Regions from separate parts of the Homo sapiens genome. Here region 2 is linked to region 1. The links are chromatin loops, found by intact Hi-C in ENCODE. Cell type or tissue: heart right ventricle. All regions are shown on one strand. Links, peaks and the distances in the headings refer to the core of each region. The heading gives the core; the rest is flanking DNA. Region 1 overlaps CCDC152 (coiled-coil domain containing 152). Region 2 has its middle 81 kb from the start of FBXO4.

Region 1 (16,766 bases), core at 7,961-15,960:
CAGACTGAATTTAGAGAAGATTCTTCAAGTTGAAAGCTCCTATAGATTCAACTTGAGTTTTGAGGATCTTTTGTCTGCTAGAATTTGACATATTAGCTCTTGAGAGATGAGGAAGTTAGCATAATGAACCTCTCAAAGAGCAGAGGGAACTGACATTTATTTAGCATCTTTTATGCTTTTTACACGCTGTTCATGTGTTCTACAACTGCTGTCACTACACTGTTCCTACAGGAGATAAGGAAAAGTAGCAGAGGGTATGGTGGCTCCTGGGAGAGAAATAATTTGTGATCCACATGAAATGCCCCCTGTATTGGAATGGTGTAATGATTACCCAAATCATAAAGAGTATAGATTCATTTACATTATAATAAGAAAGTTCACAAGTAGTAACAAATAGAGTTTACTAGAGTAAAACCTCTATTAACATAATTGAAAATTATGTAGCAAAATAACTGCATCTCTTTTTGGTAGAAAGAAAAAGTAATGCAAGTTATTTGTTAGTACATTATATTTTGTAAAAAAAAAAAACTCTTAAAACTAGTATTGCTTTGAAAACAAATTGTCATTTACTAAAGATTTTGGCATATATACGTATATCTCCACACACACACACACCCACAAACATTTGGCTGTGTTTATTAATTTAAAAACCTCTTTTTTTTTCCTAATTTGAAAAGATAAATCTCCACAGGGACTTGACTGAATAGAATGATACATAAACTCACCTGTTCATGAGACTTTAACTTCTCTTTTATAAGATCAGCACTTATTTTTAGTTGTTCATTTTCACCTGTGTAAGAATAATCAAAGAACATCATAATATATAGCACTTTTCAATTAATATGAAAATATGTTCAACATTTTAGCTTCCATTATGTATGCATTCAACAAACATGCATCCAGCAGCTGCTACACTTCAGGCACCATGCTAGACACTGAGAATATGAAAGTGAAAAGAGTTACTGCTCTTCAAAGAACTTACAGCCTAGTGCTGAGTCAAATGTGTTAGTAGTTATAATATGCTATGATAATTGCTCTTTAATGGCAGTATATCTGAAATACTACAGGAACCTGTAAAAAGAAAACCTAGGGCAGCTTGAAGTCAGGAAAGGATTTAGAGAAGAGAAGCTACTTGAGACGAGATTTAAGTGATAGGCTTACCCCATGTTAAGAGAGAGCATTCTAAATGCAGAAAATCGCACAGAAGACCATGGGCTTGAGTGAATATAGCTTGGAAAAACTACAATTCACGTACGGTATTGTTGAAGTGTAAAGTGTGAGCAGGAGATGCTATATAGGTTGGGATCCTATCACTAGGTAGACATATTCTACATATTCTAGATGAACAATTTTGGATTTTGGTTTTAGAGGTTACAGGGAGTCATCAAAGAATTTTGAATAGTGCAGAAGTGAAATAATGAGAGTTACATGCTAAAACGATTATCTGGCAATGTGGATGATGAATGAGAGGGTTTTGACCCTAGAGGAATGGAGATCAGTAACTATAGGTCAAGTAAGAGATAACAGGAACCTAAATTACGTCAGCGGCAGTATGGAAAAAAGGAAGCAATGAGGAGAATTATTATTTAGATGATAGAATTACCTAGGAATTTAGTGACCCTTTAGATAGAGGAGGCAAAAGAGAAAGGGGGAGCCTTTTCTTTTTAGGTTTTTGGTTTGGGTAACTGAAAACAATACCTTAATATTTTTAACAAATTTTAAAAACCCTGTGGTTAATTTTGATTACTAAACATCCAGGTCGGTTTAAAACTGTAATTTCCTATTTGATTGAAAGTTTTCATGATCCTTATCACTGGCTAGATCAGTGGCTGTAAAGAGTCAATAGAAGTGGGAAAGAAGTCTTAGTTTCCTCCTTAGTTGCTCTTCCCTGTCTTTCCTCTGGGTCATCTCTTGGGGGGTGGAGACAGGAAATGAGGAGAGGTAAAAAATTCTCTATTTAACTTCGAGGTTCCAGTCCTTTAGGTGGTTGTAGCAAATATATGCAGTCTGGACTCACTCCAACATTTGGCGACTTTTTAGCAGATGTCACTAGAATATGGAAATATGTAGCTATTTTGTTGTTAATTGTGGCATGTGCCCTAGTCACTAATTCCTGGTAAACAGGAAAAGCCTCAATAGACATCCTATTACAATTTCCCCTCTACAACCTTAACTATAAACACAACCAAGAAGTAGTTAAACAAAACAACAAATCAGTAAAGATTTTTGACATTATCTGAATAATGCTTTTAGGAAGGTTTGTTTTGTGGTATAGTAAAGTTGAGAGGAGCCTTGGAAATAGAGTCCACTTATGAAACTATTGCAGAGGTATTAAACCACAGTATTAAAATTAAAACCTTGACTATAAACAAAACTAAGAATTAGCTAAACAAAACAATGACAAATCAGTAAAGATTTTTGACATTATCTGAACAATGCTTTAGGAAGGTTTGTTCTGTAGTACAGTAACATTGAAAGGAGCCTTGGAAATAGGGTCCACATATAAAACTTGCAGAGGCATTATATCAAAGTATTAAAATTAAGTAAAGATCTAAAATCTATTAGTTTTCAAAGGTTGTGATGAGAAACCGATAGGAAAAGTGTTACACTTTTAAGGGTCATATTTAATACAAATCTTAATTCTGATGATGGTTTCAGTTTGTCAGATTGTGTCTTTCAAGAAATTAGTCCATTTCACATAGGCTATCAAATATTTGAGTTGAGCACAGAGTTGTTCAGAGTATTCCTTTATTATCTTCTTCTTCTTCTTTTTTTTTTTTATATTGAGATGAAGTCTTGCTCTTGTCCCCCAGGCTGGAGTGCGATGGCGCGATCTTAGCTCCCTGCAACCTCCCCCTCCTGGGTTCAAGCTATTTTCCTGCCTCGGCCCCCGAGTAGCTGGGATTACAGGCACACACCACCATGCCCGGCTAATTTTTGTATTTTTGGTAGAGATGGGGTTTCACCATGTTGGCCAGGCTGGTCTCCTTTATTATCCTCTTAATGAACATGACATTTGTAGTGATGTCCTTTCTTTCATTTCTGATATTATTAACTTGAGTAATCTCTCCTATTTCCTTAGTTCATCTGGCTACAGACTTGTCAATTTTATTGATCTTTTCAAAAAAACAGCTTTTAGTTTCATTGCTCTCTATTGATTTCTTGTTTTCAATTTTATTAATTTCTGCTTTATTTTTGTTATTTCTTTTTTTTACTTATTTTGGATTTAATTTGTTCTCCTTTTTCTTATTTCCTAAAGTGGAAGCTTAAATTAATTTTAGTTTTTTGTTGTCTTCTCATATGCACATTTAACGCTATAAATATCTCTTTAAGCACTGTGGTTTTTGCAGCATTTCACAAATTTTAATAAATTGTATTTTTATTTAGTTCAAAATATTTTAAATTTTCTGTTGATATTTGTTTTTTGACCACTGTATTATTTAAAAGTGTTCTTTAATCTGCATATATTTTGAGATTTTTCATCTACCTTTCTGTTTTTGATGTCTACTTTAATTCCATTGTGGCCTGACAGCAGACATTGTATGACTTCTGGTCTTTCAAATTTGCTAAGGTGTGTTTTATAAACCACAATGGGATCTATCTTGGTGAGTATTCATTAAGTTTGAGGAGAATGTGTATTCTGCTGTTGTTGGATGAAATAGTCTATAGATGTCCATTATAGTCAATTGATTGATGTTATTGTTGATTTCAACTGTGTCCTTACTGATTTTCTGATAGAAGAATGTTGAAATCTTCAACTACAATAGTGGACTCATCTATTTCTCCTTGCAGTTCTATAAATCTTTGACTCACATATTTTTGATGCCTTTGCTAGATGCATAAATAAAACAATTTTATGTCTTCTTGGAGAATTAACCCTTTTATCATTATGTAATACCCCTTTTTATCCTGGATAATTTTTCATGCTCTAAAAATCTGCTGTTTGAAATGAAGATAGCTACTCCAGTGTTCTTAGTGTTAGCACGGCATATCTTTCTCCAGCCCTTAGCTTTTAATCTATATGTGCCTTTATATTTAAAGTAGACTTTTTTTGTAGAAAGATATAGTTGGGTAATGTTTTTTGATCCGCTCTGATAATCTCTGTCTTGTAAACTGTATTAGGCTATTGATTTTCAAAGTGATTTTTGATAAAGTTGGATTAATATCTACCGTATTTGTTACTCTTTTCTATTCATAGACCTTGTTCTTTGATCCTATTTTTGTCTTCTATTCTTTTTCTGCCTTTTATGGTTTTGAGTATTTCACGTGATTCCATTTTCTCTTCTTTCTTAGCAAATCCATTATACTTCTAATTTTAGTTTTTTTTTTTTTTTAGTGATTGTCCTAGAATTTGCAATATACATTTACAATGAATTCAGGTCCACTTTCAAATCCATTATACCGCTTCTCAGGTAGTACAAGTACTTTATACTAAAGTATTCATAATTCCTTCCTCTCATTCCTTATGTCATTGATGTCATGCATTTCACTTATGCATAAGCTATAATTACTTAATAATACATTGTTGCTATAATTTTGAATAAATTGTTACCTGTTAGATCAATTGAGAATAAGAAAAATAAAAGTTTTTATTTTACCTTCACTTATTCCTTCTCTAATGTTCTTCCTTTCTATGTAGATCCAAGTTTCTGGCCTATATCATTTTGCTTCTCTCCTCTTTCATCATTTCCTGCAAGGCTGGTATACTTGCAACAAATACCCTCAATTTTTGTCTAAGAAAGTCTTTATTTCTACTTTCTGGACAATAATTTTGCAGGATGCAGAATTATTGGTTGGTGTTTTATTCTATCTCTCTCAGCACTTTAAAATATTTCACTCTACTCCTTTACTGTTTGCATGGTTCCTGAGAAGAAGCTGGGTATAATTCCTATCTTTGGTCCTCTATAGGTAAATAATTTTCCTCACTTGTTTCAAAATTTTTTCTTTGTTTTTTATTTTCTACAGTTTGAATATGACATGCCTATGGGTAGTTTTTTGAGCATTTACCCTGCTTGGTGTTCACTGAGCTTCCTGGATCTGTGGTTTGGTATCTGATATTAATTAGGGGAAATTCTCAGTCATTATTGCTTCTGATGTTTCTTCTGTTCCTTTCTTTCTTTATTTTTCTTCTGATATTCCCATTAAGTGTTTGTTACAGCTTTCGTAGTTATTACACTGTTTTTGAATATTTTGTTACTTTTTTCCTAGTCTTTTTTTTTTTTCTGAAATTTCAGTTTCGGAAGTTTCTATTGACATATTCTCAAGCTCAGAGAATCTTTCCTGAAACTGAGAAATTATTTTCATTAGGCTATGTCTAGTCTACTAATGAGTCCAACAAAGGCATTCTTCATTTGTGTTACACTGTTTAGAGCCTTTAGCATATTAACTGTAGTTTTTTAAAATTTCTGGTCTAATAATTCCAATATCCCTGCCATTTCTGTGTCTGGTTTTGATGCTTTCTCTGTCTCTTCAAACTGCCTATTTTTTTTCTTTTAGTGTGCCTTGTAATTTTTTGTACAAAGCTCAAGACCAAGTACCAGTAAAAACGCCTAAGGTGTTGCAGAAGGAGAAGTATTCTATAGTCCTATGATTAGGTCTCAGTCTTTCAGTAAGCCTGTGTCTTTGGACTGTGAGTTACCCACATGCTTCTTAGTCCCTCTCCCCTTTGGTGAGATGGGATGGCTAGAATGGGCTAGAGTTGGGAAGGCTAGGGGGAGCTGAAATAGGATATTTTCCTCCCCTAAGGCAGCTTATCCTCGGCTAAAACCCCAGTAGTTTAGGCTCAGATAAAATAGCTTCTTTCAAGTCAGGCTTTGTTAAGAACAGAAGCTGTGGATTATTTCAAAATGGTTACTTTTCTTCTCCTCCAGCCAACAACATGAGGGAATTTTTCTCATATCTTAACTGTGAGATCTTAGTAGAGCTCTCACAGGTAAAACTTACAAAACTATAGGGGCTCTCCTATGGGATTGGGTCCCCTGAAATTTTTAATCTCTTAGATTTGACTACAATGAGCCATCTGCAATTCATCAAAATTACATTTTAGGGTTTCCTAGCCTGACAAACAGGGAGGTTTCTGCTCTTGTTAAGTTGTGATTCTCTGAGTCTGCCTCCCTGTCTCCAATTTTAGATGCATCAGTTTGTCCTGCGACCTCAGTTCTCTGATCAAAAGTCTAAGAATTGTTGATTTTTCAGTTTGCTCAATGTTTTACTTGTTGTTAGCAGGGCGTGACAACTTCTGAGATCCTTATATGTTTTACCAGAAAGATGAGGTACGTTTGAAGGATTTTCATTAAAGTTAGAATTCTATTTCCAAGTTTTATGTGCAAGTGAGAATACTTAAAAGGGACACATTTTCAGCCCTGAAGTTGCTTAATGGTGGAACCATTTCTAAAGATACAATGGTTTTTCCATAAATTAATTTTCCAAAATCAGTTAATTGGCCACTGTTGGCTGACATTTTTTCAAGTCTAACAGACTTTCACTACTTTTTAACTTAATATGCCTGATAAAGAGCTTGTATGGGGGTAGGAGAAGTGACAGCTCTGATACTTTCTTATTGTTGGCTTGTGCTTGCATTATTGTAATTATTATTGTCCTCAATATATGTTTTATTTTTTAAAACTACTTGTCCATTTTGAAAGGATTAGTTTGATTAGAACTAGCTAATTTTATCTATCAATCCTCTTATCCAGAAACATATAAACTGTACTACATGGCCATACACTGAAACTAGGGGAAAAAGTAAACATGCAATTGTTCAGTTTTAGAACTCCCATTCTCCTCAGAGAAAGAACCTTGTGTATCATGCGTGACATATAATTAACTTATAGATAGAAAAAGGAATATTATCCCAGTTATTAAATTTTTGTAAGATGACTGGCTTTGAATTTTCAGATGAAAATAAAGATAAATAAGAATTGCAATTTTTTTCTACATCTCATTGAATTATCTTTTACATAATCCATAAGTCCCTACTGAAAAGATTCATTGATAAGACTAAAGGAAGGTAGCATTTCTCTCATTGTAACTGAAAAGTCTCTTAAACCCAAAGGGTAATTGATTAATCAGCTCAATAATGTTACCAAAAAACCAGATCCTTTTAGTTTACTTTTCTTGCTATCCTCCAAAATCATCCTGCTGGCATGATTTTTAGACTAGAAACAAGAAATCTGAAACAATTTTAGGCATTATATACAGTCTTATAACAACCAGAAGAACATAGTCCATCTCTTGGGAGAGAGGAAAATTATTCCAAAAGAACTCCCTTGGAGCTTGGATGCGATCAGCTTCCCCTGAGGCATATGGTTAAGTGAATGAAGGGTGAATGTCTGAAAAAGAAAAACCGTTTCCTGTTAAGGAGAGAAAAGAGCTATTGGAAAGGAAACCACTGGGTAGCTTAAATAAGCAGATTAATCATACTATCTTGGCAATCAATTGGATGAAAATGGTCAAATATAGATAGTTCTTATCTATTACCTTGCTCAATCAAGGCTTGTAAAAGCATTGGGAAAGTGAACTCAATGAGTCATCATTTATTTGCAAGAGACATCATACAATATTCATTTTTAAGAATGGCTATTTTTTTTTTTTTTTTTGAGACGGAGTCTCGTTCTGCAGCCAGGCTGGAGTGCAGCGGTGCGATCTCGGCTCACTGCAACCTCCAACTCCCTGGTTCAAGTGATTTTCCTGCCTTAGCCTCTCGAGTAGCTGGGATTACAGGCATGTGCCACCACGCCCAGCAAATTTTTGTATTTTTTTTTAGTAGAGGCGGGGTTTCACCATGTTGGCCAGGATATGGATTACAGGCGTGAGCCACAGCGCCCGGCCAAGAAAGGCTATTTTAAAACTTGTACTTGCCTTGTACTGGATCTTAAAGAGAAAGTTTTCTGTTTTCTCCCATTGATTATGATGTTAGCTGTGAGCTTTTCATCTATGGCCTTTATTGTGTTAAGGCAAGATCCTTCCATGCCTATTATCTTCTCTATCTATGCCTATTTCATGAGAGTTTTAATCATGAGTGGATGTTGAATTTTGTCAAATGTTTTTTCTGTATCTATTGAGGTGTTCATGTGTTTTTTTCTATTCATTTTGATAATAAATAGAAAACACATGGTGTATCACATTGATTGATCTGTGTATACAGAACCATACTTGCATCCCAGGGATAAATCCCACTTGGTTAGGATATATGATCTTTTTAATGGGCTGTTGAATTTTATTTGATAGTATTTTATTGAAGATTTTTGAGTCTGTGTTTATCAGGGATATTGGGATGTAATTTTCTTTCCTTGCAGTGTCTTTGTCTGATTTTGGTGTCCGGGTGATGCTGGCCTCATAGGATGAGTTTGGAAGTGTTCCCTTTGCTTTTATTTTTTGAAAGAGTTTAAGAAAAAGCGGTATTACTTTTTCTTTGAGTGTTTAATAGAATTCCCATGAAGCCACCTCATCCTGGGCTTTTCTTTGGTGGGAGATTTTTGATTATTTACTCAATCTCCTTATTTGTCATTGGTGTGTTCCGACTATTTCTGACTCAGTTTTGGCAGGTTGTATATTCTTAGGTATTTGACTATTTCTTCTAGGTTATCCAGTTTGGTGGCATATAGTTGCTCTTAATAGTCCCTTATTATCCTCCTCACGCCCCCTAGGATTTCAGTTGTATCGTCTTCTCTTTCATTTCTGCTTTTATATATTGACATCTTTCTTTTTTTTTCAGTGTAGCCAAGCATTTGTCAATTTAGTTTATTTTTTCAAAAAAAACAAACTCCTAGTTTTGTTAAATTTTCTGTTGTTTTTTATTTTCTATTTGATTGATTTATCCTATAATCTTCATTATTTCTTTCCTTTGAGTACCTTTGGGCTTAATTTGTTGTTCTTTTTCTAGTTCCTTGAGGTGTAAAGATAGATTACTTATTGGATATATATATATTTTTTCCTTTTAAATTTAGGCTTTACAGCCATAAACTTCCCCATTAAAATGTCTTCTGCTGTATCCTATAGGTTTTGGTATGTTGTGTTTTCATTTGTCTCAGATACTTTAAAAATTCCTTTGGTTTATTCTTTGACTCAATGATTGTTCAGGAGTGTGTTTAGCATTTTTGCCTCTTCTTTTCAACATAGTGTTGGAAATCTTAGAGCAATTAGGAAAGAGAAAGACATAAAGGGCATCCAAATCAGAACAGAAGAAAATTATCCATATTCGCAGATGACATGACTATATACTTAGAAAACCTATTAGAACTAATAAACAGATTCAGTAAAGTTGCAGTATACAAAATCAACATATAAAAATCGATCACATTTCTATATACAAATTACAAAATATCTGGAAAGGAAATTAAGAAACAATCCTATACATAATGGCAATAAAAATACTTAAGAATTAACCAAAGAAGGTGAGAATCTTGTACACCAAAGAAGGTGAGAATCTTGTACACTGAAAGTAATAAAACATTGATGAAGGAAATGAAAGAAGACACAGATAAATAGATTAGAAGAATATTATTAAAATGTCCATACTATCTAAAATGATCTGCATATTTAATGCAATCGCTATCAAAATGCCAATGACATTCTTTACAGAAGTAGACAAAACAATCTTAAAATCCATATGGAAACACAAAAGACCTCAAATAGCCCAAGCAATCTTGAGTAAAAAGAACAAACCTGGAGCCACTGCACTACCTAATTTCAAAATATATTATAGAGCTACAATAATCAGAACAGTACAGCACTGTTAAAAAAAAAAAGACATGTAGATTATGGAACAGAATAGAGAACCCAGCTGGGTGTGGTATTTTAGTCACAAGGAAGGGAAAAGTTGTTTTGAGCCCTGGCATTGAAATAGGAGCATGAGTGCCCCTTTTTAACACTCCAAATTACAGGAATCACATATAAGATCAATATTTTATCTCACATATATAAGGTGCTTGTTTTAAAATAAAGGCAGAGGTCTAAGATGAGAAATGCTTATTTGATGTGAGTTTTATGTGGAAGGGGCCTTTAAGGCAATTTAGTCTAATCTCTGATATAGTAGAAGAAAATCTCACAGCCATCACAGCTGAGTCAGAACAGCACAAAATACTTGGTCTGTTTTGTGAATGGTAGGCCTGTTTGATTAACATGATTGTTACAGATAAGATAAGCTGAATGTGTTGACTTCACTTGCACAAATATAGTCTTAGTCTATGACAAAAAAATTAAATGGTAAACTATCACTGTGGTTTAAATAAAAAATTATGGTTTAACTAGTAATATCCACTCTTCAAAACTGAACACAAGATTATTAAAGACCAAGAATGCTACTGAGAATAAATAGAGTTCTAAATTTTTGAAGGTAATAACTATATGACCTATGTAAAACATCCCTTTATGTCACTATCAGATAGAACATGACTGAATTGTTCTGTTCAGGATAACATTTCTTATTTCATAATCATCTAGGAAAGTATTTTTAAGTAGTAAGGAGTCCTCTTTTAGCTGACAAATTGAAATTTATTATCAACCATGTAAAAACTTCCTATTTTTAAAGGTGCTCAAATACACAATGCTTTTTTAGATTTTACTTTTTTTTCTAACTTACCTTTCAAATTCTGTTGATATTCAATGGTCTGTTGTAGCCCTTTTATTATATTATGAAGAGTAGCACATTCTGAAATATAAAAGATAAATTTATTTTAAAATCCCTTGCTTTCATTTTGGAATTATTCTCTCAGTTGAAATTATTAAAATAAAATAATATTTAAGCCAGGCATGGTGATGTGTGCCTTGTAGTCCTATTGACTCAAGAGGCTGAGGCAGGAGGATCACTTGAACCCAAGAGTTCAAGGCTGCAGGGGGCTATGCTCATGCCATTGCACTCCAGCCTGAGTGACAGAGCAAGACCCTGTCTCTAAAAATAATAATAATAATATTTAATTTGAAATTACAAGATATTAATAAAGCAGCCAAGCACCTTAAATAAAATTATATAAAGGAAAAATATAATTTTTTTTTTTTTTGAGACAGAGTCTTGCCCTGTCGTCCAGGCTGAAGTGCAGTGGCACGATGTCGGCTCACGCAACCTCCGCCTCCCAGGCTCAAGTAATTCTCCTGCCTCAGCCTCCTGAGCAGCTGGGATCACAGGCACGCGTCACCATGTCTGGCTAGTTTTTGTATATTTTTGTAGAGACGGCGTTTCACCATGTTGGCCATGCGGTCTCGAACTCCTGACCTCAAGTAATCCACCTGCCTCAGGTGATCCACCCCCCTTGGTCTCCTAAAATGCTGGGACTATAGGTGTGAGCCTTTACTTTTAACTCACTCATTAAGCCAAATGAATTTCAAAACTTGGTAATGACTTTCCTAAAGCACAGAATAGTATGGGTCCTACCATGTGCCTAAGCAATCTCTGCCCTAAGTAGTAAGGCACACCTGCATATATCTGGGGAACTATAAGAAGTATGTCCATGCAAATCTTCCAGGAAAGAACATCCTAAGGAAAGGGAGTCAAATTATATTGTTTTGGTATAAGACAATGTGTGGTACAATTGTGTGGTATAAGACAATGCTTTTCTTACTCTATCTTCCAGTCTATCCTCTTAGTACTTAGGCTTGAGTCTTAGACCAAGAGATTAGCAATAAAAGGAGTAAAAACTCAGTAAGTAGTGTTCCAAGGCTTCAGCAACTGTGCTGCCAATGGCTGCTGACATAATAGAAGATAGAAGTTTCATTGCAAATATTAGAGCCTTGACATGCGCATTCAAGCCTTGACTATAATATTGGTAGCCACCAGCAACAGCCAAGATGGACAGCAATAGTAGTGGTAATTTCATTACTTTAGAAATCCACTTGGCTATTAGGGCTACAACAGCAGAGACTGTTTTGTTTTGCTTACTATTGATTCCTACTGTTTAGGACACTTGTGGTCCATAGTAGGCAATCCACAAATATTTGTTCAGTGATTATTGGGTTGATAGGTAATATCACAGTAAGCTGAAGCAGATAAGGGGTAAGTAGGGAATCTCTGGTATGAAAATAACATATGTTTTGTCGACTGAATGAAAGAACCAATACTGTGAAGGGAGAATTCAAAACTTTTCACCTTTTAATTAGAGATTCTGCACTCAGTCTCATGTACTTTTTCAACTATGCTGATAGAAATGAGAGTATTTTGCAGAAGTTTAAAGCTTTGTGATGCTATAAGGTGCTATTGTGGCTCTTCACTCCTCCCTGCTCTCCCTACCATCCCCACCATCTACTCAAAGTTCCCCTCATCCTCCATTTTCTCTATCCTGCTATTTCCCAGTAAGAGAATAACGGTTAAATTACATTTGACAGAAATTAGCTGAGAATCTGCTTCATGAGTGTCACTGTGCTAACTGATAGAATTCAAAAATTAAAGAGGCATAGACAGACTCTGCCATCACTTGTCTTTGTGCCTTTTAGAATAATGAATCCAGTGATTCATAGAATATAGTAGCTGAAGTTACTTCAGTAATCCGTAAATTGAGAACAGAACCCTGCAACTGAATGTTTCAAAAATGTGTATTTTCAAAACTTAAACACAAGGTGGCTCTCTCACCACATTTTTCTACAATGGAGCATAGATAAATTCTTCACGAGAATACCATTCACTAATTTTGAACAATGGCTTTTAATTCTCTTTGCAAAATTTAATCCACACTGTTTGTTGTTGTTGTTGTTGTTGGACTTTACTGTGTAAGTTGAAAATGCTGGCCTATTAAATTCTTCCTAAAAACCAGAGGTCAGAATATTAAGCTATTTCTTATACTGTATAATTTAGTAAATCAATAATCATTTTGAGCTCAAATGTGGGCTCTAAGATTAACCAAAAATATGAATATTAATATGTATTTCATACAATAGTTGCAAATATTAAAAGCAATTATACATGTAAAGAGTTTCCTGCAGTACTTGATTCTCAATACTAATATTATTACTATCTTTAACTGGCAAATAAATTATTTATCTGTCTGGCATCAAATGCAGAAAATAAAATGTCCATATATCATTCTTTGTTGTTGAATAAATTTGATCATGTGTAGTTTGCCCCTCCTTCCTAAGTGAATTATTACACACTTGGCTCCATAAGTTGTCATTCTTATGACAACTTATGCTTTTTGCTAAGTACTATCCAGCAGAAAGGACATTAGATTTAGAACAAATAAAATTGTATTTCTTAAAAATAATTTTTGTGGTTACATAGTAGGTGTATATATTTATGGGGTACATGAGATGTTTTGATAAAGGCATGCAATGTGAAATAAGCACATCATGGAGAATGGCGTATCTATCCCCTCAAGCATTTATCAACTGAGTTATAAACAATCCAGTTACACTCTTTAAGTTACTTTAAAATGTACAATTAAGTTATTATTGACTGTAGTCACCTTACTGTGCTAACGAATAGTAGGTCTTATTCATTCTTTCTATTTTTTTATACTCATTAACCAACCCCACCTCCCTTCCAGCCCCCCACTACCCTTCCCAGCCTCTGGTAACCATCCTTCTACTCTCTATGTCCATGAGTTTAATTGTTTTGACTTTTAGATCCCATAAATGAGAACATATGATGTTTGTCTTTCTGTGCCTGGCTTATTTCACTTAACATAATGATCTCCACTTCCATCTATGTTGTTGCAAATGGCAGGATCTCATTCATTTTTATGGTTGAATAATACTACATTGTGTATAAGTACCACATTTTCTTTATTCATTCATCTGTTGATGAACACTTAGGTTTCTTCCAAATCTTGGCTATTGTAATCAGTGCTGCAACAAAGAGTGCAGATCTCTCTTTAACATACTGATTTCCTTTCTTCTGTGTATATACCCAGCAGTGGGATTGCTGGGTCCTATGGTAGCTCTATTTTCATTTTTTCAAAGAGCCTCCAGGCTGTTCTTCATAGTGATTGTACTAATTTCCCTTCCCATCAACAGTGTACGAGGGTTCCCTTCTCTCCACATCCTCACCAGCATTTGTTATTGCCTGTCTTTTGGATATAAGCCATTGTAACTGGGATGAGATGAGATTTCATTATAGTTTTGATTTGCATTTCTCTGATGATCAATGATGTTGAGCACCTTTTCATATGCCTGTTTACCATTTGTATGTCTTCTTCTGAGAAATGTCTATTCAAATCTTTTGCCCATTTTTGGATTGGATTATTAGATTTTTTTCCTATAGGGGTGTTTGAGCTCCTTACATATTCTAGTTATTAATCCCTTGTCAGAGGGGTAGTTTGCAAATATTTTTTCCCATTCTGTGGGTTGTCTCTTCACTTTGTTAATTGTATCCTGTGCTGTGCAGAAGCTTTTAAACTTGATGTGATCCCATTTGTCTGTGTTTGCTTTGGTTGCTTGTGCTTGTGGGTTATTGCTCAATAAATCTTTGCCCAGACCAATGTCCTGGAGAATCTCCCTGATGTCTTCTTGTAACAGTTTCATAGTTTGAAGTCTTAGATTTAAGTTTTTAATCCATTTTGATTTTATTTTTGTATATGGTGAGAGACAGGAATCTAGTTTCATTCTTCTGCATATGAATATCCAGTTTTCCCAGCACCAGTTATTGAAGACTGTCTTTTCCCCAGTGTATGTTCTTGGCACCTTTGTCAAAAATGAGCTCACTATAGATGTGTGGATTTGTTCATGGGTTCTCTATTCTATTACATTGGTCTATGTGTCTGTTTTTATGCCAGTATCATACTGTTTTGCTTACTGTAGCTCTGTAGTATAATTTGAAGTCAGGTAATATGATTCCTCCAGTTTTTTTCATTTGCTTAGGACAGCTTTGGCTATTCTGGGTCTTTTGTGGTTCAATACAAATTTTCAGATTGTTTTTTCTATTTCTTTGAAGAATGTCACTGGTATTTTGATAGGCATTGCATTGAATCTGTAGATTCCTTTGAGTAGTACGGGGATTGTAACAATATTGATTCTTCCAATCCAAGAACATGGAATATTTTTCCATTTTTTGGTGTCCTCTTCAATTTCTTTCATCAGTGTTTTACAGTTTTCATTATAGAGATCTTTCACTTGTTGGTTAATTCCTAGGTATTCAATTTTATTTGTAGCTATTGTAAATGGGATTACTTTTTAAATTTCTATTTTAGGTTGTTCACTGTTGGCATATAAAAATGTTACAGAGTTTTGTATGTTGATTTTGTATTCTGCAACTCTACTGAAGTTGTTTATTCTAATAGTTTTCTTGTTGAGTCTTTAGGTTTTTCCAAATGTAAGTCCATATCATCTGCAAACAAGAATAATTTGACTTCTTCCTTTCCAATTTGGATGCCCTTTATATCTTTCTCTTGTCTGATTGCTCTAGCTAGGACTTCCAGTACTATGTTGAATAACAGTGGTGACAGTGGACATTCTTGTCATGTTCCAGATCTTAGAGGAGAGGCTTTCAGTTTTTCCCCATTCAGTATGGTACTAGCTTTGGGTCTGTCATATATTGCTTTTATTATGTTGAGTTATGTTTCTTCTATCTCAGTTTTTTGAGGGTTTTTATCATGAAGGAATGTTGAATTTTATCAAATCCTTTTTCAGCATCAATTGAAATGGTCATATAATTTTTAGCCTTCATTCTGTTGATATGATGTAACACATTGGTTGATTTGCATATGTTGAAGCATCCTTGCATCCAAGGGATGAATCCCACTTGGTCATGATGAAAGATCTTTCTAATGTATTGTTGAATTTGGTTTGCTAGTACTTTGAGGATTTTTACATCAGTATTCATCAGAGATATTAGCCTGTAGTTATTTTTTTTTATGTGTCTTTGTCTGATTTTGGTATCAGGGTAATATCAGCCTTGTAGAATGAGTGTGGAAGTATTCCCTCCTCCTCCTCCTCTGTTTTTCAGAACAGTTTGAGTAGGATTGGTATTATTTCTTCTTCAAATGTTTGAATATACAAGCAAGTCTCCTCCCTCAATCTCCCGAGTAACTGGGATTACAGGCGCCTGCCACCATGCCCGGCTAATTTTTGTATTTTTAGTAGAGACGGGGTTTCACCATCTTGGCCAGTCTGGTCTTGAACTCCTGACCTCGTGATCCACCCTCCTCGGCCTCCAAAAGTGCTGGGATTACAGGTGTGAGCCACCATGCCTGGTCGAAATTTAGTTAATAATAGTGGATCAATTGGCACATCTGCTGTAACAAATGTACCATACTAATGCAAGATATTAGTAATAGGGAAGTGGTGGGGTGAGAGAGTATACGGAAACTCTCTGTACTTTCACTCAATTTTTTTCTGTAAACCTAAAACTGCTCCAAAAAGTTTATTAATTTTTAGAGTCAAAAGTACAAATCCTTTCTTTGATTGTTTCTATATGCTGTGTCATACACTTAGAAAGTCCTTCTCCATTATAAAAATAAAAACCCTACATTTCTCTTCTAGTTTTTCTGTGGTTTCATCTTTTTAACTTTTAATAAACTTTACTTTTTAGGGCTATATCTTCAAACCTTGGCTGTGACAATATCTCAGAGTTTCCTTAGTTTTGATGACTCTGACAGTTTTGCAAATACTGATCAGGTATTTTGTAATGTCTATGAGAATTTTTCTGATATTTATTTCATGATTAGACTAGGGTTATGGGTTTTGGGGAGAAAGACCACAGAATTGCCATCTTTATTGTATCTTATCGAGAGTATATACTATCAATATGATATAACAATTTATGTTGATCTTCTGCTGAGGTAGTATTTGTCAGGCTTCTCCACTTTGTAGTTACTTTTCCCCTACCCTCACCCTTTCCATAC
Region 2 (8,000 bases), core at 1-8,000, 760 kb after region 1:
AGTGAAATAAAAGATTCAAAAAAGAACAAATACTGTATGATTCTATTTACCTAATGTACCTAATCAAGGTACCTTATAATTATGCTAAGTGACATTATGCTAAGTGAAATAAAACAGTCACAAAATAACAAATACTGTATGATTCTACTTACCTAAGGTACCTAGAGTAATCAAATTTATAGAGACATGAAGTACAACAGTGGTTGCCAGATAATGAAAGGAGAGGGAATTGGGAGTTGTCATTTAATATGTATAGAGTTTTAGTTTGGGAAGATTTAAAAGTTGTGGAGATACATACATGGTGGTAATAATTGCATAACAACATATATGTTCTTAGTGCCACTAATCTGCACACTTAGAAATGGTTGAAATGATAAATTGATGTTATTTAATTTAAAATTTAAACTAAAAGGAACACTTAGTCTTCTATGGGAGAAAGACTTATGAACAAGCAATTATGTAACAGTCCAGTGACTGATGAGACAGAGATGTGCAGCATCATTGCTGCACCCCACATCCACAGACTGCCTGTGCTAAACATGTTCCACAAGTAGTCATTTTATTTAAAGTCAGAAAATTAAAAAATCATTTTGAAATAAGCTCCACTTAGCCCATTGTGATTCAGTCACTTGTACCCCTAAGCCCTAGCAGTTCAAAATCAGATAACAAAAGTAGAAAAGTTTTCCAAAGCCACAGTCTAAAAGAAGGATGGAAAATATTTAGAAGATTGAAGTCCCCTCTGCAACACACACACACACACACACACACACACACACACACACATACACACACACTCCAATTCCCAGAGTAGGTAAAGGTTTCACAGGGTAGGGGATGAAGAGAAGGGAAGCCAAAGGAACGCAAGAGTTAAAGTCTAGACACTGAAGAATTGGCCTGACTTTGTCAGACATGGATAGTTAAACAGATTAGGGAGAAACAGGGAGCAAATAAGAGCTAAGTCAGTGGCCAGATCAGGTGTTAGTGCTTAGAAATACTGCAGTCTTCATTAAATGATAACTGCACAGCACCTGCCCTGAAGCACTGCCTCTGTTGCCCTTCTCATTGACAGTAGATAGGAGATTACCTATTGAAAGTCTAGCGGGAATGAGGCCTATGTGCTTTAAAAACTTACTTAACCTCCATCCTATCTACCATACATAGAATAATCTCCCTTTCAATGGTCCAGAACACTTGTATCTCTCTAGAAAAGAGAAAATGGCAGACCTCTGGGCAATAGATGGTGATCTAGAAAGGAATGAAACCCCTTGCCTGGCCTAAGACACAATAGGTGGATCCAGCTCATGCTCTCCCATCAACCTGGGACAGTGTTGGAACAGAGATCAGCTTACTTTTACAGTCAATAAAACGTAATTAGAAATCTAAAGTGTCAAATACTAAAAATCCAAGAATCACACATTAAAAATTCAAGCAAAAATTTTATGGAGTTTAGAAAAACATGATAATATTAATGATTAAATAATTAAATCCATGTTAAGGCACTTCTGGACAGGAGGATTAAAAGAGATTCCCCCACACACAAAGAGGCAATATAACCAAGATCATGGGTGTGATTCCTATGACTCTTACTTAGTTAGACATGTCTGTAGGCACAAAGTCTTAGGGCACAGAGGAGCAGGGGTCACAGTTAGGACCATAGTCAGTTGGAAGAAATCAGTACAGAAATCCGGACAAGGATCCATGGTGCATATCAAAACAAATCCCCTGAAACATTTTCAAACAGCCTGCCCAAATTTACCCTTAGGAGCTCTGGTCACAGAATTTCCTTTTCTAGAATCAGGAGGAAAAACAGAAAGCAATCAGGCTGGTATGTCTAGCTCCCTAAAACTCAAAACAAGGGTCAGAGTCATGCAGCCTTGGTACCTCAATACTTTGCTCCTCATTAAAACAGGTTAGCTTAATGTAAGATAATGGAACACCCTTCACCTATTGATTTTGTTGCATCATTAACTGAAATTATCCCTGGGCAAATATGTGTCCAATGTATTTCCTATTATTGGCATGTTACCCAGTAGACTCAACTTTCTCTGGATTCCAACTCTCTTAGCAATAACTTAATGGTAACATCACAATGTCTCATTGATTTTTAATGAGAGTCATCTTCATGTGATTCTTCCTGAGTCCATTATTAATTCTTTTTCTTTTCTTGTGGCTGTTCTTTCCCTTCTCTGTACCTACTCCAAATTATTAACTGTCTCATGATCCCAAATGAAAACAAATGACTAGAAAAAAAGTTTTGCTTGAGTAGATCTTTTCCTATGCGAATACTAACTAGGGAGCAGCCCCTACTACCACCCAATTCTAGAAATAATTGGGATTAGTCTACTATATGTTGGCGCCACTCCACCAGTAGGATACTCTTACTGTTCAAGTACAAAAAGACATAATATTTTATAGTTTTGCAATAATGCTTGAATATATTTAAAAAACTATTGATGCCCAATGAGTTGGATCACCTAAGAATCAAACGTTTATTAGCTCTAGGTGAAAGTGAATGTTGCATTAGAACTATTGGAATTGTCCAACCTGTGAAAGCTACAGAGATTAAGCAAGGGACTGGGTACTCAGATTAATCAAGGAGTGTTTGCAATAGAAAAGTTTTCTCCCTCAGGAGTAACACTTATCTACGGATAATATGTAGTTAGTAGTTATTAAATACTGTGTCTAAGAAATAGAAAGAATATGTATTTCTGCCCCTGAGTAGTTTGCAAATTTACACGTCTTAGAAGATGGCTAATACTTTTTAAATTACTTTTAATACAAATTATTTGCAGATCTTTACATCTCAAAAGAGGTTAAGAATCTAAAGTCAATTCATAGGCAGTAAAAATATGATAAAAATGAAAATATCATAAATCATTCATAAAAAGTACAATATACATTGTTTCATACTATTTTTTTAGAGACAGGGCCTCACTCTGTGTCCAAATGTCCTTTTTTTATAAAGACATCAGTAACATCAGATTAGGGCCCACCTTAATGACCTCACTTTAACTTGATTACTTCTGTAAAGATCTGCAAGTAAATTTCCAAATAAGATCACATCCTGAGGTAGTAGTGAGGCTTAGGACTTCAACATAAGAATTTGGGTGAAGGGAGGCAGTTCAACACATAATAAGTATTGTATCCCTCCCAAAAATATATAGATATATATAATATTGATATATATCATGTTTATGTATATATGTCATGTATATATATGTATGTATGTGTGTGTATATACATATATATATATATATATATATATATATATCAGCATGAACCTTAGGAATGTAGGCAAAGCTCCATTTTGCAAATGTTTTATCTTAAAGCCTTGGCTATATTCTGCAAAGCATTTCTTTGTGTATCTTCAACAGAACCAAAGTGAAGGAGAATCACAATTAATTACTCTGAAACTGATGGTTTGCCTAAAATTTCTCTATTACTACCCAATTTGCCCCCAGCAATACTTTCCACAACCAGTGTCAAACAAAGGCTATTAAGACCCTTCTTCCTTTCTTCCTTCTCAACTTTCTTCAAACTTCATATTTACACATTACTTGATGAGTAACAGTTTAGACAAAAAATTGACTTTTTAAATGTAATTTTTCGCTGTACTTTTAAAGGAAATTTACTTATTGCTATATACTATTTCCCACTCCATGTTGCCAAGGTGTTTAGATCATAGTATGTTACATATATTATTTTATGTAAAGTAACTGCTGTTTGGTTTAACTATTTGTAGCCTAACATAATTCTTGCTTATAGGTAGGTACTTTGATATATTGTAGCAGCATTTTAGAAATTAATTAGGGGTCCTTGGCATGATATAAAACACATTACAGTTTTTCTCCTTTAAGATAATAGAAAATAAACTTTTGGTTAGCATTTCCATGAAGAACTTCTGGTTTTTAAAAATTATTTACTGATATTAAGAGGAAATGTCAGTATTTCTTGACTAGTGAGATGATAGAAATGTAGTAATTGAACTGTAATTTCGTGAAACTGATTTTATGAAAACTCAGGCAGTGCTTTCAGCTTAGGCTAAGCTAAGCTTTTGTATCTGTGCACCTCAAAAATATGTCAACATATGTCAATATATTTTTGAGGTGCATAAATACAAAAGAGCCAAACATTTGGGAACACTAGTTACATGATAGCACTCAATATGGAAAGAGGGGAAGAGAGGCAGGGCTTCATCAGTAAATGTTAGGTCACAGGGGGCCTTAGGATCCAGGCTAAGGGGTTGAAAAGTTACTGATAGGCAATAGCGGGTCACTGGTTTTTTTAAAGAGGAAATCTAAAAAGTTTGCTTGGGTGATAGAAGAGGAGGTCAAAAACAAATAGAACTTGACCACTGTGGCTTCTTTTAAATAGAAATGAGTTTAAAAGACTTGGTTAAAAATTCTCAGTTGCCCCCTACTGGTAAGGAAGGGGTGATACAGCACAGATTTGATCAACTTCTGTACAGCTGGAATAAAGCATGGAGGAAACCCTCTTCCTCAGAATGAAATAATGCCAAAAATATATTCAAGCAAAATAATCCCAACAGTTAAGAGCATTATTCTCTGAAAAGTAGCCAATATGCAATAAAAGTTCAGATGGAGGACTCAGAATGAGAAGAGAGATTTCTTCAGTGATTAGAGAATATCAGCTGAGTTAGGAACTTGTGGAGAAAGGAAAAATATAAATCTTCATTTTAAACACCTTCAGAAATCTGAAAATGGTTTGTAAATGTTTTTATAGTCTTTCACTTCAATTAGCTTTCAAGATAAGCCAAGTTGGAAGCACTGCATTAGAGTGCAGTTCAAAATCCCTCCTAAGAACTGTGCACGTATAGCCATCACAAAGTATACTTATGAAGCAAATAAAGTTTATAATTTGAACTTTGAACAAGGGAGAACAAGGTAAAACTCTGTTTCAATTTCTTAGAAAGAGCTTCACTGTTATATTACATCAGAAGATGAGTCCTCTCCAGCAACCCTCAGGTTCTCCGGCTGTATCTTCTCTTCTCTACTTTGCCTTCCTCTTCCAAGATGTTTTATTTAGAATAAAATAACATGGAACATGAATGGCTGAAAGTTTGGAGATGATGAGGTGAGAGAGAAGCATTATATTACCCACCCCCCTGCAGCAAGTTTTCATCAATTGTTTCAGGCAATTTGCTAACCAGTGTTGAAAATAACCAGCTATGTGTTCATTTAGATCAATCAATCAATGCCTCCGTCCCTCAGTTTCCACATCTATAAGATGAAGAGGATGAAAAACATGGTTTTAGTGTCCATTCCAACTGTAAATTCAAAAGCATCACTAAGAATTGTAGAGTCGAATGTAAGTTGACCCTAACTCACCACCCTACCTCACCACCGCCCATTCTACAGAAGAAGAATTTGAAGCGTAGAAACTTCTTGTGGTTTGTTTTTTTTATCCTTGTAGCAGAAATTGAACTGGAATCAAGACTGTGTGCTTATGGTTATTCCTACTCAATTCTAATTCATTTTTATCTGAAATAGAAAAGACAGCCTATATGTCAGAGAGGAAAGAGCTTTGAATCTGCACAAGTGACCAACTTTTCAAAACCAAATAATTTTTTTCCAGTCCTAATGATTTTTAAACTTACATGTATTATTCTATGGTCCTATGTATTTAAACATTTCTGCTATTTTTGTTCATTAATCGATTGAGTATTACATACATTATTTTAGGATTCTAGATCTCTTAAATAGACTTTTTTTACCTCTCGAATATACCCACCTTTGTACTTCTACTCTTCACCTTAAGAAAATTACCCACTTTCTCTCACACATATTATTTTGATCTTTTGTTTCTTAATTTAAAATCAACAAATTTAATGGTTGTGAAAGTTAAATTTGCCAAAGATATTACAATATAATTCTTAAGTTAAAAAAAGTTTCAATAGGTAAGACTGTTTCCAAATGCAGAAGTATGTGTATGGGACATTGGAGGAAGGAAATGGGTGATAAAATAACTTGGAATAAATGATTTTACAAGGAGGTGTCTACAGAAATACAGAAAACCTTGTGATAGTTTGCTCAGAATGATGGTTTTCAGCTTCATCCATGTCCCTACAAAGGACATGAACTCATCCTTTTTCATGGCTGCATAATATTCCACGGTGTATATGTGCCACATTTTCTTAATCCAGTCTATCATTGATGGACATTTGGGTTAGTTCCAAGTCTTTCCTCTTGTGAATATTGCCGCAATAAATATACGTGCACATGTGTCTTTATAACAGCATGATTTATAATTCTTTGGGTATATACCCAGTAATGGGATCGCTGGGTCACATGGTATTTCTAGTTCTAGATCCTTGAGGAATCACCACACTGTCTTCCACAATGGTTGAACTAGCAAGGACAGAAAACCAAACACAACATGTTCTCACTCATAGGTGGGAATTGAACAATGAGAACACTTGGACACAGGGTGGGGAACATCACACACTGGGGCCTGTTGTGGGGTGGGGGGAGGGGGAGGGATAGCATTAGGAGAAATACCTAATGTAAATGAAGAATTAATGGGTGCACCACACCAACATGGCACATGTATACATATGTAACATACCTGCACGTTGTGCACATGTACCCTAGAACTTAAAGTGTAATTTAAAAAATAAATAAATAAATAAATACAGAAAGCCAAATTACAGGCATCTGTGGTAATAAGCTAGCTAGATGGTACGATGTTCATCTATCATTTTTACCAAGCCAACATTCAATTCCTCTTCTGAAAACAGTACCACATTTTCATTTGAATAGCTCTTCCCTCCTTCATTCTTAAGTGTCTGTAGTTAAAAAATTCCATGGTAAGTCTTATGTGTCAGGTCTGGCCAATTACAACACTGCATCCTTCATCACACAAGAGGTGATCCCAAGATAAGCATGTAACTCAAGACAAAGTGAAGTGTTAAATCTCTATTTTTGCCTCAACTCCACAACTTATCTAATTCTATTATTGTCTGAGTTGCTTAAAGTTACTTAGTTCATTTTTTCTCCTTTGAAAAGACTTTGTGATTGTATAATCTATCTCGTTAAATCGTTCTGAGGGTAAAATGGGTAAATACATAACTTATGAAAATGTTTCTAAGCAGGTTACGTTACAAAAACATATCCAATTATAATATGTAAAACTGGAATCACAAAATACATGCCCAACATATATTGTGCCATTATAGAAATACAATCTAAATGTGCTTTATAAGCCAAAATGCAAAATATAAACAAAAGGTGATGGTGATAACATCTCAGCAAGTTTGCTTCTAAGCACCAGGGCATGAGTATACTGAAATTGAAGAAAAATTTATATTATCTGAGCCTATTCATTTATTTAGTTTTTCAAGGATTTGTTGAACACCACTATGTCTCACGCACTTATTGGAGTACACGTGAAGGCAACATTGAAGACATAGATAATATAGATAGATATAGATAATATAGATAGATATAGAGACAGATGGTATAGATAGATGACATAGATACAGAGCAGCAAAAAGGAAAAAACGTTATTTAACACAGACACATCTCTCTTATCACACATATGCAAAAGTAAACAGGATCTAAAAGGCTATAGCTACTTCTACCTTGCACAGAAAATTATATTAGGGAAAGAAATCCTTCAATAAAAATCTTAGTTGGGCAATCATAAAAGGAAATGTCTTAATTTCAAAGTTCCTATTGATGGTTTTTACTGGTATATGATTGAGTCTTCAAGAGATATCTCTTTGTTGATCAAAATATTTTAAAGAATTTGAAGATATAGCAAGGTTAGGTTAGGATCATCATAGTGAGAGCCACTCTTTAATGGTGCTCATTGTGCGGCAGGCACTTATTTAAGCCTTGCACTACTATAACTCTTTTTGTGTGCACAACGACCCTCTGGGAAAGAGGTACTATGATCATTCTTAATACTTTGAGTAACCATAGACATCGTCATTCCATAGCATTCTTGTTTTTAACCAGTACTTTGGGTGGCCTGTTTAC

The links. Peaks named below come from ENCODE experiments on the same cell type or tissue, not always from the same donor. Only the 100,000 strongest peaks of a DNase experiment are listed, where the experiment ranks them.
Region 2: it touches region 1 in a loop (7-fold over the local background); 52 of 110 quality-filtered maps call a loop at or near these places.

Annotation. Positions count from the first base shown.
Region 1 is chr5:42,763,482-42,780,247 of GRCh38, reverse strand. CCDC152 (coiled-coil domain containing 152) reads right to left here. Exons shown (of 9, transcript NM_001134848.2): 4 at 10,583-10,651; 5 at 726-790. Among named protein-coding and RNA genes, the nearest start is that of CCDC152, 15 kb to the right of the region's middle. In heart right ventricle, for the core only: CTCF peaks have their summits at 12,343 and 12,552 (motif pointing right); no DNase peak of the experiment used is centred there; H3K4me3 peaks cover 102 bases.
Region 2 is chr5:42,002,159-42,010,158 of GRCh38, reverse strand. It overlaps a transcript of FBXO4 not described here. Among named protein-coding and RNA genes, the nearest start is that of FBXO4, 81 kb to the right of the region's middle. In heart right ventricle, for the core only: a CTCF peak has its summit at 4,423 (motif pointing left); no DNase peak of the experiment used is centred there.